Regions from separate parts of the Homo sapiens genome. Here region 2 is linked to region 1. Evidence: chromatin contacts called from ENCODE Hi-C or POLR2A ChIA-PET data. All regions are on one chromosome and are shown on one strand. The core of a region is the stretch at or near the end of the contact, and the rest is flanking DNA. Distances in the headings are between cores, read along the strand shown. Region 1 holds the start of PAXX (PAXX non-homologous end joining factor). Region 2 holds the start of AGPAT2 (1-acylglycerol-3-phosphate O-acyltransferase 2).

Region 1 (5,999 bases), core at 2,616-5,115:
GGTGGAAGCCAGTGGAAAAGCTGCTGCCAGTAGATGAAGCTGGCCCGATGTGAGCCACGAAACAGAACATGACACCAGGGTGTGAGCCAAAGTGTAAAATAAACACCTGAGGTCCACACGGACCCAGCCTGAGGCTAGTTAAATGAAGGTTTTGCAGTTTTCTCGTCATGTTTTGGAACTAATCTTTGTTTCTGGTCTTGTGTCAGTTCCTACAGCTGCCACAAATTATCACAAACTTGTAGCTTGAAGCCAGAGTTCAAAATCAGTTTAATAGGGTCGAGGTATCAGCCGGGCTGTGCTCCCTCCGAGGGCTCTAGGGGAGAAACCTTCCTTGCCTCTTCTAGCTTCTTTGTCTTCTTTTTTTGTTGTTGTTGAGACAGAGTCTTGCTCTGATGTCCAGGCCAGAGTACTATGGCGCGATCAGATCACTGAAGCCTTGAACTCCTGGGCTCAAGCAGTCCTCCTGCCTCAGCCTCCTAAGTAGCTGGGACTACAGGCATGCATCGCTATGCCTGGCTAATGTTTTCTTTTTAGAGATGGGTCTTGCTGTCTTGCTCAGGCTGGCCTTGAACTCCTGGCCTCAAGCAGTCCTCCCACTCTGAACTCCCAAAGCACTGGGATTGCAGGCATGAGCCACTGGGCCTGGCCTCTTCTGGTGGGATACCCTACCTTGTTTCCACCTGAGTGACCCTCTCCTGGCAGAGAGAGAGCCGGACACACTCCATTTTAGTTTCTTCACCTGCGGCCCCCTTTCACCTTCCTCCCTGAAGGCATAGCTAGTGTAAACTGACTCAAAGCACGTCCAGGAATGCACCTACTGATAAGACATTGAGGCAAGCTGCACCAGCAGCTCCTGGGGACACGCGTGGTGGATGGCACCCAAAACCCCTGCATTTATCTCTTTGTGATAGTTTAAGCCTCTGCACCTGGAACTGTTTATTTTTTGTAACTGCATTTGTAACCAATTAATTTTTTTAACTTTTTGCCAGTTCTGCTTCCGTAAAAATTGCTTCAGCTAAAATCCCCCCTCCCCTATTTAGACCACGGTATAAAAACAAAACTAGCCCCTTCCTCGGGGCCGAGAGAATTTTGAGCGTTAGCTGCCTCTCAGTCGCGGCTAATAACGGACTCTTTAATTTGTCTCAAAGTGTGGCGTTTCTGTATAACTCGCTTGGTCACAACACTGGCTTCTGATAGCAGCCTGTAATCCTTGGCTTGTGGGCTGCATCGCTCCAGTTCCTCCCTCCATGCCATGCTGCCTTCTTTTCTGTCTCAAAGCTTCCTCTGCCTCACTTTTAAAAGGCCCTTGAGATGGCACTGAGGGCCTCCCTGGGCAATCCAGGATAATCACCCCATCTCAAGGGAATATCTGCAAACACTCCTTTCTTTTCTTTCCTTTTTTTGGGGGGAAGGGGAGACAGGATCTCACTCTGTTGCCCAGGCTGGAATGCAGTGCCCAGCATCTTCCATAGACAATAGCATTCACAGGTCCCAGGGATTAGGGCCTGATATCTGGGGCCTGCTACAGCCAGCATCTCAGAGTTCACATGACAAAGAAGAGGCCCCCCAGTCCTCTCCAAATCTGCCCCACCCCAGTCATCTTGGGGATGAATCTCCCCTTTCCACTCTTCCCAAATGCCAGGGCCATCCTTGATTGTTCTTTGTCTCCTCCTCCCTCCACCTCCAGTCCGAGCCCATGGTCCACCCCTCTCCTCTGCAGCCCCCGTCCTCTCTCCTCACAGCACAGAATACGGACTTCACACACATAAGTCAGACGTGCCACTTCCCATCCACCCCTGCTTAAACCTCCAACAGCCACCACCCCCCATTCATTCATTCACAATGTTTATTCAGTGTCTGTATGTGCCAGCCATTGTGTAAGCGCTGAAGAGACGGATACACTGGCAGGTAAAACAGACAGAAATCCCTGCCCTCATGGACCTCCTGGGGTGATGGACAATAAGCAGGGTAAATAAGTGTATTGGTGGTCACTTACTGCAGAGTGACAGGTTACCCCAAATGCAGCTGCTTAACCAGCAGGCATGCATTATCTCCCAGTGTCAGCCAGGCAGGACTCTGGGCCTTTGACACAAAGTTTCAGGAGGCTGTGGTCAAGCTGCCGGCCGATGATGTGGTCTCATGGGAAGGCTCAGCTGGGGCGTCAGCTTCCCGGTTCCCTTGCTGGCCATGGTCATCCCCTTAGGGCTGCCTCATGTCACACCCAGCAATTCAAGAGCAATTTTGTCCTATTCTAGTTGCCAGAAGCAAGTCATTAATAAAGTCCAGCCCAAGGGGAGGGGAGTGCAGAAAAGTCTAAACCCAGGAGGGTATAACAGGGAGCTAGCTGCCAGAATAAAGCAAGCCAAAGTGTACTTTCTACAGTGAGAAGTGTGAAAAATAGGGAAATGACAGGAGAGAGGGATGTGAGAGCTGGGCAGCATGCTGCAATGTCAGAACAACACCAGGGAAGGTCTCACTAAAGTGACTTTTGAGTAAAGACCTGAAGGAAGCATGTGAGTCTGGGGAAAGGATGTGCCAGGCAGAAACAGCAGCATGTGCAGAGGCCCAGGGGGCAGGAGCCAGGACTGGGAGTGAACTGGGAAGCAGGAGGAGGTGAGGCAGGCTTGCTGTGGGAGCACTCCGATATGGAAGCGTAGCTTACAGACCCACTGGCCCTCCCCACAGCACCATGCTGCCAACCTGGCCTTCTTGCCGAGCCTTGAACAGAACCATTATTTATGTGGCCAGGCCTCCGCCTGGGATCTCCCTGTCCCTGGTGGGAGCCATCCTCTTCCTCCTGCCCTCATAGCACCCGCTGCAGTTTCTCCTGGCGCTTGGCCCTGCCTGAGAGTGTGGTGTCTCTCCTATTGGATCCTAGAAGCTCCAGGGAGTCAGAGACCTTGTCTGTTGATCGATATCCAGGCCTAGGACAACAGGCACGTAGGAGGAGCTGGAGGAATACCATGCGCGGGACAGAGAGCGCAGAAGCCTTCTTCCCTGGAGATCGCTCTGTACTGTGACTTCTTTTTTTGTTTGTTTGAGACAGAGTCTCGCTCTGTTGCCCAGGCTGGAATGCAGTGGCGCGATCTCGGCTCACTGCAACCTCCACCTCCCTGGTTCAAGCAATTCCCCTGCCTCACAGGCGTGCGCCACCACACCTGGCTAATTTTTTTGTATTTTTAGTAGAGACGGGGTTTCACCATGTTGGCCAGACTGGTCTCGAACTCCTGACCTCAGGCAATCTGCCCGCCTCGGCCTCCCAAAGTGCTGGGATTACAGGCGTGAGTCACCTTGCCGGACCAACCGTAACTTCTTACGATTAGAGTTAGGAAGCTTCCGGTTTGTGTGTGAAGACGATGGAAGGGCGGGGCTCCAGGATGTATCCGCAGAGCCACGGAGGGAACCTGGACTCGGCTGGACTTGGAGCCGGGGCGGGGGCGGGAGGGGGCGAGGTTCGAGTGGGGCTGCTCGCGGGCGCGAGGGCCAGAGCCCGGGATCGCGCCGTGGAGCCCACGACCGGCGAGGCCAGCGCTGGGGGCAGGGCCTCTGGATCCCTGACCCAGGACGCCCTGCTCCGGCCCGCCCCGCGCACTAAACTCGGCCTCTAGTCGCCTGAAGCCCGCGCGGGTACCGGGTCCGCGCGGCCCGGCCTGTGCCTTTAGCCCCGCCCCGAATCCCCCCACCCTCATAACCCCGCCCCTAACCCCGCCTCCACACACAGACCCCGCCCCCAACCAGACTCCGCCCCGCGCAAGCTCCCTAAGCCCGCGACTGGCCTGCACCCGGCTCCGGAAGTCGTTCTTCCGCGCAGGAGCCCTGAGCCCGCACAGCCCCGCCCCTCCCGGCGCCCAAGCCCCGCCCCGCCGGGTTCCCGCTCGCCCGGCGCCATGGATCCGCTGTCGCCGCCGCTCTGCACGCTGCCGCCGGGCCCCGAGCCGCCCCGCTTCGTGTGCTACTGCGAAGGGGAGGAAAGCGGGGAGGGGGACCGCGGCGGCTTCAACCTCTAGTGAGTGGGGGTCCGCGGGGAGGTAGGGGTGCAGGGAGCTCCGCGGGCGGCCCCGCCTGACAGGCCTTCTCCCCCAGCGTGACCGACGCCGCGGAGCTTTGGAGCACCTGCTTCACGCCGGACAGCCTGGCGGCCCTCGTGGGTAACTGGGCGGGTCTGGGAGCCGCCACACCCCTCCTTGCAGTGCAGATCGTCTATGGGGCGACAGACATCTGGGATTCCCCAGAAGGCTCTGACACCCTCTGCCCGCCCTGTAGCTGTAGTCCTCCCATTGGCTAGGGCTCTGGGGTCGGGCAGGTTTCGGGTGCCCCCAGTGGGCCTCGGGTTCCAGGCAGCTCGTGACAAGCCCCTGTGCTCTCTAGAAAGCCCGTTTTGGCCTGAGTGCGGCTGAGGACATCACCCCCCGGTTCAGGTGAGACCCAAGCAGGGAGGAAGGACGGGTGGGGAGGAGGAGGGTCTGCCACAGCTCTCCGCACCTCTCCTCTCCCAGGGCAGCCTGTGAGCAGCAAGCTGTGGCTCTGACTCTGCAGGAGGACAGAGCATCCCTGACGCTTTCAGGGGGGCCCTCGGCACTGGCCTTTGACCTCTCCAAGGTACCAGGCCCAGAGGCAGCCCCCAGGCTGCGGGCGCTGACACTGGGCCTGGCAAAACGCGTGTGGAGCCTGGAGCGGCGACTGGCAGGTAGGATTGGGGGTGGGCACCTCATACCTTCACTGGGGTCCCCTGCTCTTGCCCCCACTCCTGGCACTGAGTGGGGTTCCCATGGGCTTTCCTCCCCAGCTGCAGAAGAGACAGCTGTCAGCCCGAGGAAGAGCCCCCGGCCTGCAGGGCCTCAGCTCTTCTTACCAGGTAAGGCATGTCCGCCTGTGACTCAAGTAGGGCTGTGCTCTTTAACCTGGAACTCAGTTTCCCCCCAAACAAGACTCACGCTCCAGAGAGAATGCCTATCTATTCGGAGAAGGTTGTGGTTGGGATGCTGCCAGGTTCAGGAGCTGCCCCTGTCCTGTTTTCCCCCAGACCCAGATCCCCAGAGAGGTGGCCCTGGACCTGGAGTCAGGAGGCGGTGTCCAGGAGAGTCGCTCATCAACCCCGGGTTCAAGAGGTACCCTCCCACAGCCCCCTTCCTGCGCCCAGGGTCCAATCCTGGACCCCACCCCTTTCTCCACACCATAGTGCCATAGTGACACCCCTCTTCCCTCCCAGTAAGAAACCAGCTGGTGGCGTGGACTTCGATGAGACCTGAAGGTGCAGCACAAGCGTGGCCCCGCGGGGAGTCCGCCTATGAGGGGAGAGGCAGTCTTTGAGGCCCCCATCAGAGACCCCCCGCCACCACCTCCACCTGCCTGTCCTGGGCCAGGACTAACACGGCTCCTCAAATTCCTTCCCTGTCAAATAAACAGCTCCCTTGGTTGGAGGCTCTGGTGGGGCTCTGACTCCTGGCACTGGCCTGGGAAGGGATCAGGGAACACCCCTGGGCCTGTGTTCTGGGTGTAGGGCCACAGGATGTGAACAGATGCTGCAGCCTCTCAGCTCCCTGGAGACTTCCTTGCTGGGCCGGAGGGAGGTGAGCACTCTCAGACCGTCCAGCTATTCCAGCCCTGCCAGCCCAGGAGCTGAGAGGGGCCCAGCCAGGCAGGGCCAGGGCTCCCCAAGGCTTAGAACTTTGTTCCCACCCTCCCAGGCCGCACCCAGGTAGGGCACGGAGCCCCGTGGGAGGATGCAGACAGAAGTCCCGTGTAGACCCTGAGACACTGGAAGTGCCCTGCGGGGAGGGGAGCGCCTGCCCCGGGACAGGATTGAGGAATGTGCCAGCCCCCATCCACCTGGGGCACCCCGCCCCACCCCGGCCTGACTGGTTTGGGAGCCCAGTCCGGTCCTGGAGATCCCTGAGGCCACCGGTTGCAGGAGGCCTGGAGTCTGCGCCTTCTTAGCGTGGAGGATGGGACCGGCCCGACCCCCGGCGCTCCTGCCCCTGTGGTTCTGGGCTATCGGG
Region 2 (5,999 bases), core at 1,246-3,745, 300 kb before region 1:
CTCCCGACGGCCCCCACGGAGGGAACGCACGTTCGCAACAGCCCCACTCTTAGCCATTGCTGGGAGTCTTGGAAGTCATCAGGGACCCTGGGGCCTGGGGAGCACGTGCAGAGGTGTGGGGGAAGGTAGCCATGGAGCCCCAGGCCTCTCCTCCAGACTGCCCTGCCCTCTGGCCCTCCCTTCTCTTCAGGGACCAAAGCAGGAACAAAGCACCTGCTGTTAGTAGCCAGTGTCCCGGAAGCCACTACTCCACAGGCCTGAGCCTGGGTGCTGCCCTGGAGAGGTGAGGGCGGCAGGAGGGTCCCATCCAAGCACCATCAGAGGCCCCAGGTCCCGAGGACACCCAGGTTAGCCAGAATCTCCAAGCTGAGATGGGGACAGGGCCCAGTGGGGCAGCAGGGCCAGTGCCAGCCAACCCAGCCTGCCAGGTCCATAGAAAGGGCAGCAGGTGAACTGTGATTTGGTCCCTGGAAAACAGCTAGGAAGTCCAGGCAGAGGCCCCTGCAGAACAAGCCAGGCTTTCTCACACGAGGAGGCCGCCGATGAAGAGGCCCGTGGCCTGTGGCCTGGCTCAGTAGTGGGGTCTGCTCCAGGGTCTCCTAAGTCAGGTGCCCCATCATTTCTGCCAAAAGAACAGGACCCCGTCCCCTGTCCACACCCCAGGACACGCCCAGCACAGGATGCCCTGCAGGCATCAGAACCACACAAGCCATTTCCTCGGGGTGGGGGGCACCCCAAGGAACCCACAGACTGGCCCCTCCTCAGCTGGGAAAGCCGCACCCTCGCCCCTACTCTGAAGCACCCCAGGGGCTGAGGGGGGCCCCTCACAGAGACCCCTGCCTACAGGGGATCCCAGGGCCAGAACCACAGGTGAGGCCTTCACAGATTCCAGCACAGGTGCCCAGAGCCCAGCCCCCAGGAACTCCCTGTTTCTGCAAACTGCCTTCCTCGCTGAAGGGTGCTCCACTGGGGACGTCAGCGCCAGTCACCACCTGGGCCAGCCCTGGAGTGTGCGCTCCCCGGGACCCCGGCCTGGGCCACCTGGCCCACATCACCACTGGTCACACACGTCTGGCTGAGCAGCCAGCAGGCCCTTCTCGGACTCTCCATGCTCACCATCAGGCCCAGGGTCCTCCTTCATATTCCTGGAGCTTCTGGGGCTCCGTTGGAAGCCATGACTGTAGGCCCGTTCCAGCAGCCTCAGTGCCCTCCCAGGGCTGGCAAGGACAGCGAGTGCAGGGAGCTAGCAAACCCTCACCCACTGCCCCTGGAACCACGGGGAAGGGGGCCTCTGGGGCCACAATGCCCCCACCCCAGGCCATTGCAAAAGCCACTGGCTGGGCAGTCCAAACAGGGCAGGGAGAAATGTAGCAACAGCCTGGGGACGGCTAACAGGGAGAGGGGGCAGGCAAGAGCCTTCTCCAGCAGCCACCCCGCCCAGGAGCAGGCAGCCCCCGCCGTCTTTGGCAGCCCAGTCTGACCTCTGGCCCCCAACCCCAGCCTGGCAAAACCAAGCTCCCACCTTCTGGAAGGCGTCCAGGGGAAAATTTCAGCCCCGCCGAACCCTAGTCCTAACTCTTCCTTCCCTTCGCTTGGAAGCTGGGCCCCCGGAGCTGTAGGCCAGGGGCGCGCTCCCCAGCACGGAAGCAGGTCCCCTCCGGGTCCCCCACCTCCCTGCGAAGAGGAAAGGGAGAGAAAGGGGAACCCGCCCCACAGGTGCGCCCATCACCGGGCGGACAGTCAGGAGGGGGTCGGAGGGAGGCCGAGGGGTGCCCCCACGCCGTCGTGCGCCCTGATCAATAGCCCTGGGGCAAGTCCCCGCCGCCCCGGCCTCGGTTTCCCCGCTCAGGAAGCAGGGCTGAGCCTCTCCCAGCGCGGACCGGCCCCCTTTCTCTCCGAAAGCTGCTCCACCCCCGGAACCCCACGCCGGGCTGCAGGGACGCGGCGGAGGCCGAAACCGGTGTAGACGCCCGGGGCCAGGGCGGGGGGTGGGGTGCTGGGCACTGTGACGCCGGCTCCTTGACCCCGTGACTCCGGGACCCCCTGACTCCGGGACCCCCTCCTGTGCCTGCCGCCGGCCCAGGCGCGCTCTCCCCGGAGCCCCGGAGCGGGGCGGGACGGGCGGGGCAGGAAGGAGGGAAGCCCAGAAGAAAGTTAGGGAAGCGGAAGCGGCGCGGCGGTTCCCCGGCCCCTCCCGGCGGCCCCCGGCCTTGCCTCATGTTCTCCACCGTCCGGCCGCCGTGGCGCAGCAGGCAGACGAGCGAGGCCACGGCGGACACCGTGAAGCACAGCGCGCAGTACAGGGCGACCTTGGCGTAGAACTCGGCCGCGCGGCTCAGCTGCACCAGCAGCAGCAGCAACAGCAGCGCCGCGGCCAGACACGGCCACAGCTCCATGGCCCGGCCCGGCGCCCGACGGCGCCGCCAGCTCGCTCCCGCTCCCGCTCCCGCTTCTCCCCCGCGCGCTCAGGCCCCTTATTGCGAGGGCGGCGGGGCTGGGCGGGGCGGGGCGCGGCGTGGGGGAGGAGCGCGCGGCAGGGAAGGGCTAGGTGCGGCGCCCCGCCCCGACACTGTCCCCAACAACGCCCCGACACGGTCCCCTCACCAGGCCCCGCCCCGCCACTGTCCCCAACCCCGCCCCGACACGGCCCCCCCTTCCCGCCCTGGGTCACCCGGCCCGGACCTCCCCTCCACGCTCCCTCCCCACAGCCTTCTGCCAGGTTACCGAGGCTCTGGCGCTCTGCTCCCACCCTCCCGGTCCCAGGGGACCCCCCCATCATGGCTTGCCGGTGGCTCGGGCTCTGGCGCTGCCCCCCATGGTCTGGGCCTCCTGCCCCGCCCGGTGCCCCCTCCCCCCGCTGCCGGGGCAGCCACAGGCTCCCGCGCGCAGAACCACAGCTCCCCAAGGGCGTAAAACCAGCGGGGATGCGCCCGTGCCAGGCCGGTGGCCACGCAAAGGGCCGCCGGAACCGCCCCCGAGTGACCAGTGGCCACCTGGCAGAAAGCCTGGCTCTTAGGGTGTTCTCGGTCCCCTGCGGGGAGACTCGTGGGGGCGCGCAGGCCAACTGGGGCGTGTGTCTGGGCGGGGCTGGGTTGCCCCACCCTGGGTGCCAGAAGTAGCCTTGTCACCAGGGACGCTCCGGGGGCAGGCGAGGTGGGTGTCAGGTGGCGGCGTTCACATCCGCTTGGCAGCACGGCCAGCGTGGCAGGGCAAGGTGCAGCTGGGACAAGGGCAGCAGTCACCTGGCCCGGCCCCCACCCGGCGTCCCACCTCAGGGAGCAGATGGAGATTGAAAAGCAGTTTCCTGGGGTCCCTCCTCATAGGGACTCTTGGGTTTGCTGCAGTTGCGGGAGTGCTGGCCGCCCTGCGCTCTAACGGGTCAGCAGGGGAGCACGGCCCCTCTTTTTTCAGATGCAGAGTTGAGCTGTTAAAACATTTCCCTGAACATTGTAACCACCCCCCAAACTGTACTGAGAGAATGACAAATACAGAAACTGCTCTTCAAATGAATGGGGAACTGCGGTCCTGAAGGACGTGGGGTCTCGCTGCCTGGGCTCAGCAGCCCCTGCCCAGGCGGTCCCAGCTTTTCTTGAAAGTGGAGACACATCCTTTTGCCTTAGGCCTGTAGGCATCTTACAGCGAAACCCAGGAGAGCATTTTCCAGCCCAGTCTCCTTCCAGATCCATATGGGCTTCATCTGGAATCAGCTTGGAGGGCCTGGCTTGACCTCTTTCCACGCTTGGAGCCGGAACTGCACACCCCGCAGCCGGGAGGTCTGAGAGCTGCACTGCTGTGCCTCTGAGAGGCTGAGAGGTGGCTGCTGACGGCTGCGGGGTTTTCATCTTCCAGGGCAGATGAGGTGGGTGCACCCTGCAGACAGGAGTGCCGCTGCCGGGAGCTGGGGGATGCGGGGGTGTGGGCTGGGGTCCCAGGTGGACTTCCTGGAGGAGTGGGGCTTCACAGCACCTTCAGCTGGAGGCTCTGTGCACCCAGGTCCCGAGCAGGTTGTACCCTGGCTGTGGAATCCAGTCCTCACAACCATCAGGCCTGTCCAGGGGCTTTACATGCCAGCCCCCTTCTTGTCCTTTACCTCCCAGCCCACCGACCTTTCCAGGGTGGCCACCATCTTCCTGCACCCCTAGGTGACTGTGTGTGTGTTGGACACCTCTCCCTCCTCTCCTCCCCCCGGAATGGAGCCCGTGGGGCCTCATCTGTTTTGTGCACCATGTGCGACCAGCACTCAGGCCAATGTCTGGCACATAGCAGGTGCTCAGCACACACTTTCCATAGTAGCAAAGGCATCCCCATTTTACAGAGGGAAAACTGAGGCTCTCAAGGGTGAACACCAGACAGCCGGGACGTGACAGAGGAAAAGAGGCTGACTCTGAGCCGGAAGACTCCTGCCAGGGCTGGCAGGAACAGTGCCAGGGCAGCACACGGTGACCCTGTTGCCTCCCCAGACAAGGTGGGGTTTTGCCCACTGCTCTCCTGAAGAGGGTGAGACCTAATTTCACCTCCTCCCTCTTCTCTGCACCTTGCAGAAGTGTTGAGAGAAACGTCCACTTTTCCTCCGACAAGATCCAAGAGGAGGCGGGCCAGGGACTTGGGGAGTGATGAGGAAGTACTGTGTATTTTAATATAATGCCACATTTGGGAAGCTAACACATTATTTGTTTCTAGAAGTAAAGCTCCAGAGAATCTTATGGGCTGGCAGAGATGCCAAGAAAAGAGATTTTCTTCTTCTTTTTTTTTTTTTGAGACGGAGTCTCGCTCTGTCACCCAGGCTGGAGTGCAGTGGCGTGATCTCGGCTCACTGCAAGCTCTGCCCCCTGGGTTCAAGAGATTCTCCTACCTCAACCTCTTGAGTAGCTGGGATTACAGGCGCCCGACACCACACCCGGCTAATTTTTGTATTTTTAATAGAGACAGGGTTTTGTCATGTTGGCCAGGCTGGTCTCAAACTCTTGACCTCAAGTGATCTGCCCGCTTCGGCCTCCCGAAGTGCTGGGATTACAGATGTGAGCCACCGCGCCCAGCCTAGAAAAGAGATTTTCTCTAAAATGAGTGCTTCTCACCCAGGGAGGGCTGGCATGGGCTCTGCTGGGTTTATCCCAAGAGTGTGGTGAGGGACTGGGAGCCTGGTTCTGTTGTGTAGGGATGGCCAGCGCCCTGTCTGACCCTTGAGATGCCCTCAGCTACCAGGGGCAGGGAGTGCTGGGCCGGTGGTGGCCGTGCGGCTGTACCCACCCAAGGACAGCTGAGAGTCCTCCTGGGCATTTGCTGGGACCCGGCCAGACAGCGCATGACACCAGGTGACAGTGAGAGCTGAGTTGGCACCGGCTGCTGAGGCCCGGGGAGCCCACACAGCTCAGGGAGCGAGTGAGGACGGAAGGACCAGCCAAGCCTCTCCAATTCCAGGAAGCAGAGATGAAGCCAGTGCTGTGTGGCCCAGGAAGGACTGGCAGGGGCAGGGCAGCCGGGCTTTGAAGACCAGTCCATCTGGCTTTAAACCTAAACCCTGAGTTAGCCAAGGCACCAGAGCCTCGGTTTCCTCATCTGTAAAGTGGAGACGTGACGCTCGCCGTGCCCAGTGTGTGACAGGAGGCAGCTGCCGGGCTGGCGGGGCACATGGGCCTGACTAGGCCTCTCCCCAAAGACCTGCCCCGGAGAGACACCAGGACAAGAGCCAGGGAAGGGGAGAGCTTCTCGGCAGCTGGAGACACGGGGACGTGTGGCCAGGGGGCAGCCACGGCACAGCTGGGCCTCGGGCTGGACCCTTCAGGGGCTCCTTCCTTCCAGGGAGGACATCAAAGCCTGGCTTGGGGGCTGGACGGGGAGGCCAGGCTATGCCGGGACCTCAGCCTGCACAGAGTGGCTGAGGTCCAAGCCGGGCATGCCTGGGGCTCTCGGGCAGAGCGTACCCTGGCCGACGGGTTGTCCGGCCTCCTGGTGGGTGTGCTGGGCGCAATGCCATTCCCACCACCTGTAAATAAAGCAGC

What was found. Hi-C counts contacts between places; a loop is a spot of excess contacts on that map. ChIA-PET counts read pairs that join two places held with the same protein, here RNA polymerase II (POLR2A). Pooled maps may share reads with other maps.
Region 2: a pooled map shows a loop between it and region 1 (5-fold over the local background). The contact joins the promoter of AGPAT2 here to the promoter of PAXX in region 1. A Hi-C loop is called at or near these places in 6 of 50 pooled maps. POLR2A ChIA-PET finds 5 or more read pairs at or near these places in 4 of 52 experiments (CD4-positive, alpha-beta memory T cell, HepG2, WTC11 and 1 more).

What each region holds. Positions count from the first base shown.
Region 1 is chr9:136,988,557-136,994,555 of GRCh38, forward strand. PAXX (PAXX non-homologous end joining factor) reads left to right here and starts at 3,866. Exons shown (of 7, transcript NM_183241.3): 1 at 3,866-4,006; 2 at 4,084-4,144; 3 at 4,369-4,418; 4 at 4,497-4,687; 5 at 4,787-4,855; 6 at 5,024-5,108; 7 at 5,210-5,420. The coding sequence starts at 3,888. The coding sequence ends at 5,249. RefSeq lists silencers at 1,681-1,975, 3,422-3,711, 3,722-4,101 and an enhancer at 4,059-4,601.
Region 2 is chr9:136,684,962-136,690,960 of GRCh38, forward strand. AGPAT2 (1-acylglycerol-3-phosphate O-acyltransferase 2) reads right to left here and starts at 2,496. Exons shown (of 6, transcript NM_006412.4): 1 at 2,215-2,496. The coding sequence starts at 2,396. RefSeq lists an enhancer at 1,101-1,962 and silencers at 1,683-2,252, 2,473-2,672, 3,143-3,222.